Linked DNA regions of Mus musculus: region 2 is linked to region 1. Evidence: chromatin loops called from intact Hi-C (ENCODE). Cell type or tissue: left cerebral cortex. All regions are shown on one strand. Each heading gives the region's core, and the rest is flanking DNA. Links, peaks and the distances in the headings are about the cores only. Region 1 has its middle 35 kb from the start of 4933430I17Rik. Region 2 overlaps Zfp618 (zinc finger protein 618).

Region 1 (2,919 bases), core at 331-2,830:
CTCGTCTAAGAGTATACAAGCGCATATGCAGAAGGCAACGAACTCTACTCCATTCTGCAAAAAAATGTCAGCAGTTGATTGCCCCACAGTGCCTGTGAGTGCTCTCTGGCTCTTTAAAGTAAACTGAGATGGGGCACCCTAAAGCAGAAAGGAAGGAGAAAGCAATATAAACAAGAAATGACAAAGGGGGTAGCATCCTGTTAGAGCCCCTGCCTCAGCCTCGCAGTGTTCTGACCAAGGAGGGTCCAGGTAACTGCTGCTAACTGACACTTCCTGTCACCCGGGGCTTTGGGAAGCTGAAGTAAGACTCTGAGCTTGGAGATTAGCTTTGATAATTTGACAGGGGAACTTGAAGTCGAGTCTCCTGAAACATGGTCGTGAGAGGCTAATATTTCCAAGAAAGTAGTCACCAGTCCTCTACCTCTGCCATGTGCCACTCTCTGGCCCCTGCTTGAAGGAGGCCACTTGGTTTAGTTCGCTTTGGTTTTGGATGGTGCTTCCTGGTGACACATAGCCTGGTGACACATAGCCCAGGCTTATCTGTGTGTGCGGTCATTGTATACACCTGTAGCCTAGGTCCACACTGTCTCTTGGAGCCAGAGTCCAGCTTGGGTGTTGTCCTAGCCACAGGGGCCACAGAGTCTGTTTTTCATTTTTGAATTATAGAAGATGCACTGAGTTTGGTGGGGAGGGGTCAGGGTTTCACCAGTGACCCTTAAAAAAATCAGTTTAATTCAAATATGCCTAAAAGAATTTCTTGCTAGATTAGGGACAGAAATATCCCCGGCCTTTAGATGGAAATGATTAGAGGCCCTTTGGAGCCAAAGGGAATCTGAAAGAATTTTTTTCTTTTTGTTGCCATGAAGTACCAGATTATGAAACTACTGTGTTCTTCTGTTATGCATTAACAAATGTTTATTTAATACCAGAGTACTGTTATGCGTTACAGCATCGGTGGTTCTCAACCTGTGGTCACGACCCCTTTGGAGGTTGAATGACCCTGGAACAAGGGTCGTATATTAGATATCCTATCGACCAGATATTTACATTATGATTTCTAATAATAACAAAGTGATAATTATGACGTAGCAGTGAAATAATGTTATGGTTGGGGTCACCACAACATGAGGAGCTGTATTAAAGAGTCTCGGCATTAGGAAGGTTGAGAACCCATGTTAGAGAGGAAACTAACTCTTCATTTACCTTTTGTTGTTGGTTTGAAGCAGGGGCTCTCTCTGCAGCCCTGCATTGCTTCAAAATCATGGCGTCCCTCCTGCCTCAGTCTCTTAAGGGCTGGGATTACAGACACTTGCAGGTAACTGTCCATCACTGACTAGACAGGAATCTGGAGGCAGGAATTGAGGCAGAGGCTGTGGGGAAGGGCTGTTTTCTGGCTTGTTCCTCCTGGCTTGCTCAGCCAGCTTTCTTATACAACTCCTCTGAACCTGTGAGCCGGCCCCAATCAAATGCTGTCCTTTATAAGAGTTGCCAAAGTCATGGTGTATCTTAACAACACTGAAACCCTAACTAAGACACAAGGACCACCTGTCCAAGGCTGTCAAGACCCACAGAGGGCTGGGCTGAACCCTCCAACATCAATCAGTAATTAAGAGAATGCCCTATGGGCTAGCCTACCAGCAATCTGGTGGAAGTGTTTTCTCAATTGAGACTCCTCTTTCCAAATAACTCTAGTTTATGTCAAGTTGATGAAAATTAACCAACACAACTGACCCAGTTTTCTTATTACCTTGAAAAAGAAGAAGGGTTCAAGTGGTAGAAAGTTACTTCCTGGAAATAGAGCTCTGCAGAGGAAATCTCCTGAGCACTCTGTCTTGACAGTTGCAACCACTAGGTGGTGGTATTACGTCATGAAAACAACACCTTTTGCGGCCAGTGTCTGTACAACAAAGACATTTTCAGTTACTAAATGGAGAAGATACGTTTTCTAATTTGTATACAGAGTCCAATTTAAATGCTTGAGGGGACTGGTAGCTCCTTGATGCTGAGCCTGTTGTCATGGTTACAACACCAGGTTACAAATGACAAATAGGAGGCTGACGAATGAATGGACTATCTCAATAGTTTAGATTATTACTGAAAGCACCCTTTCAAGAATATGTGGAATTCTGTAGTCCAGAGGCTTTGAATTGGGGAAGTTGAAAGCTATTGATGACCTGACATCATTAGGACAGACTCAGGGAGGTGAAAATACCAAAGGCAGCCTAAGGCACTAATACTGTTTTTCATTCTCTCTCTCTCTCTCTCTCTCTCTCTCTCTCTCTGTCTCTCTCTCTCCCACCCTCCCTCCCTCCGAATCTCTCCTCTCTCTGTTTGAATCTGTCTGTCTCTCCCTCCCTTCCTCCCTCTGACTCTCTCTGTCTCTCTGTGTCTCTCTGTCTGTCTCTGTCTGTCTCTCTCCGTGTGAGTAATGTTGCTTGGCCGGGGTTTAAGTCCTAGCACCAAAAGGAAGAAAGGAAAACAAAGAACCAAGTCTATGTGTACTTGCAAAACATTTGAAACAGTCTTACATATAGCCTAGCCCAGCCTCTAGTTTGAGATTGTCTTTGCCTCTGCTTCTCAAGGGCTTGAATCGTAGGTGTGTGATACTATCAGGGAGCCTGTGTGTATCTTGACTAAGTCACACATGCTTTTAAAAAACAGGAAATGGGCTGGTGGGACGGCTCAGTGGGTAAAGGCATTTATTACCAAGCTTGATAACTTAGGTTCAGTCTCCAGGACCCACATGATGGAAGCAGAGAATTGATCTTTGTGGATTACCGTAGTCTGACCTACACACACACACACACACACACACACACACACACACACACACACACACACACAGTGGCAAATGTGTACCTACACAGAGACAGAAAACGAACTACATAGAAAGGGGGCTGGAGAGATGGCACAGCAGTG
Region 2 (2,919 bases), core at 98-2,597, 570 kb after region 1:
CAAAAGAAGAAATGCAGATGGTTAATAAACACTTTTTAAAGTGTACAACGTTCTTATCACTCAGGGAGATGCATGTTAAAGCTACTTTAAGATTTCATCTCATGGGGCTGGAGAGCTGTCTCAGTGATTTAGAGCACTGGCTGTTCTTGCATAGGACCCAAGTTCAACTCCCAGCTCCCACATGACAGTCCCAGGATCTGACGCCATCTTCTGGTCTTCACAGGTACCAGACATTCATGTAGCACACAGACATACAGGCAGGCCAAACATGCATACACATAAATTTTTTTTTAAATGTTTAATTAAAATATGCCATCTCACTTTAGTCAAAATGGCTGTCATCAAGAATACAAATGACAATACCAGTCTCATAAAAGGAAGCTTGAGAGTCTTCCTACCCATGTTTTCTAGGAGAATTTGTATTATTATTTGAGTTTTGTTCTGTTTTGTTTTTTTACAAAGTTAGCCAATGAACCTTTAAGAGTCTGGAGGTTTCTTTATGAGAAGTTACTTAACTCTGAGCTATTTCTTTAATGGGTGTAGGACTCGAGTTATCAATTTCTTCTGGGATGAGCTATGTTTCTTTGTGTTTTTGAGGTGTTTCTCTTGCCTGACTTGTTGAATTCATTGGACTAAAGTTCATAATTACTTTTAGCCCTTCATGACATCTGTGGGCTCTGTAGTGATGACCCTTCATTATTGATCCAAGTGATGTTTATCCTCTGGTGAGAGGTTTATCAAGTGTATTAATCTTTCCAACAACTGGGCTTTTGATTTCATTGGTTTTTCTCTTTGAAAAATAATTCTTGATTCTTTGTTAATGTCACACCATGCATCCCAATCCCATTCATCTCTCCATTCCTTCATATCCACCCTCTGCCCTCCCAAACTCCCCCCAAGAGACATACACACACACACACGTACATACATACATACATACATACATACATACATACATACATACATACATTTATACATCTTGTCATGGAAGCTATAGTATGTCACAGTGTGTCCCACAGTGTACTCTTTTATCCATACATCTTTACTTATTCATTGAAGTGAGTCATGATTTGAAGCTTCTGGCTTCTGCTACACCATCAATACTGGATGCTCACTGGGACTCCTCTTAGGTATCCTGTTGTTGCCTTGTGTCATGGAGGTCCTGCACCTTTATTTCTGTAGGACTAGCCCCTTCATGTGTTCCAGCAGTTCATAGATGAGGTATATGTTGGGGTGAGCCAACTCGAAGCTCTGGATCTGAGCCTGGGTGGTAGCTAAATTTGTCAGACCAACAGCTCTCCGGTACCCACACCACCAGGGCAAGCTCTCTAGCACAGTCTTGGCTAGCTTACCCAGTACTGCAGCCAACAAGGGATAGGGCCAGCTCTCCTGAAATCATGACCTCAGGGCTGGTTCACTTGTGCCTTCACCACCAGGGCCAGTTCTACTGTGCTCTCCTGACTACTGCAGCCAGTGAGGGGTCAGGCTTCTGGGCCGGCCAGCTTTCCCACCTGCCATGCTACAGGCATCAAGGGGCAAGAGGGAGACATCTCTCCCTCACCCACACCAACACAAGGCAGATGGAGGGCTGGGCCAGCTCTCCTACTCTCATAAGATGCACCTGTGCCCTTCTCCCCCACCACCACCAGGGCCAGCTCTACTGTGCTACCTAGGCATGGTGTAGGGCCACTTCTCCTCAGGGACAGGGCCAGCTCTGCACAGAGCATCAACATAGTCCCGTGAGTGGTAATTTGAGCTATGGACCCCTACTGTTGCATGGCCATAGACCAGACATGGCCCTCAGCAGGAGCACAAGCCAGGACTTCACCATGTCTTAGGTGGCAGAGAAGACTATTCATCTCCGCCCTCATGTTTCCAACCCCACCTCTCTTCATAGTGCTCAGGCCATCCCCTTCTCTTTATTTCCCGTCTGTACACCCCATTCTGGCACGTTGTAGTGGCTTCTGCTGTGGATGGGCCGCAAAGCTAGTGGCCTCTGGGTAATCATAGGGTGCCTGGAGGGCTGATGTTCTTTGTAAGAGTCCTCTATGTCCTCGGCTTTCCTTGTTGTCTCCATAGTCCTTCCTGAAGTTGTGGGGTGGCCATACCATTGTCCTAAGTTTCTAAATTGTACAGATGAGGCTTTGAAACCATAAACAGTCGTGTGAGAAGCCTGAACTCAACTCCCTGCGGCATGTGTTGCTTTACCCCTAGTTGCTCATCACCCACACACACACTCCTGCCCCACACACCCACCCCTGACCCCCACACACCCACTCCTGACCCCCACACCCCACCCCTGCCCCTTTGATCTTACCTTTCTCTTCAGCTTCCTCTTACCTTTCAACGTGACCCATTACTCCCTTTGTTCTGCAGCTGACAATGAAAACAACATCACCTCCAACCAGTCCCGATCTCCACCTGCTGCAGTGGAAGAAAAGTGGAAACCTCAGGCCCAGAGGAACAGTGCCAACAACAGTACGTCTCAGTATGCTGGAGCCCGGGACCCCTGGAAGTCCTACAGCCCCAGTGCATCTGTAGCCTGTCTCCCTACTGCATCTATAGCCTGTTTTTCCATTGCATCTATACCCTGCATCCCCACTGCATCTATACCCTGCAGTCCCACTGCATCTATACCCTGTAGTCCCACTGCATCTATAATCTGTTCCCTACTGCATCCATACCCTGTCTCCCCTCTGCATCTATACCCTATCTCCCCACTGCATCCATACCCTGTCTCCCCACTGCATCCATACCCTGTCTCCCCACTGCATCTATAGCCTGTCTCCCTACTGCATCTATAGCCTGTCTCCCCACTGCATCCATACCCTGTCTCCCCACTGCATCTATAGTCTGTCTCCCCACTGCATCCATAATCTGTCTCTCATTGCATCTATAGCCTGTCTCCCCACTGCATCC

The links. Hi-C counts contacts between places; a loop is a spot of excess contacts. Peaks named below come from ENCODE experiments on the same cell type or tissue, not always from the same donor. Only the 100,000 strongest peaks of a DNase experiment are listed, where the experiment ranks them.
Region 2: it touches region 1 in a loop (3-fold over the local background); 4 of 42 quality-filtered maps call a loop at or near these places.

What each region holds. Positions count from the first base shown.
Region 1 is chr4:62,559,582-62,562,500 of GRCm38, forward strand. It overlaps a transcript of Rgs3 not described here. Among named protein-coding and RNA genes, the nearest start is that of 4933430I17Rik, 35 kb to the left of the region's middle. In left cerebral cortex, for the core only: a CTCF peak has its summit at 1,843 (motif pointing right); a DNase peak (open chromatin) is centred at 1,858.
Region 2 is chr4:63,128,732-63,131,650 of GRCm38, forward strand. Zfp618 (zinc finger protein 618) reads left to right here. Exons shown (of 15, transcript NM_028327.1): 14 at 2,377-2,478. Among named protein-coding and RNA genes, the nearest start is that of Ambp, 24 kb to the right of the region's middle. In left cerebral cortex, for the core only: no CTCF peak of the experiment used is centred there; a DNase peak (open chromatin) is centred at 1,330.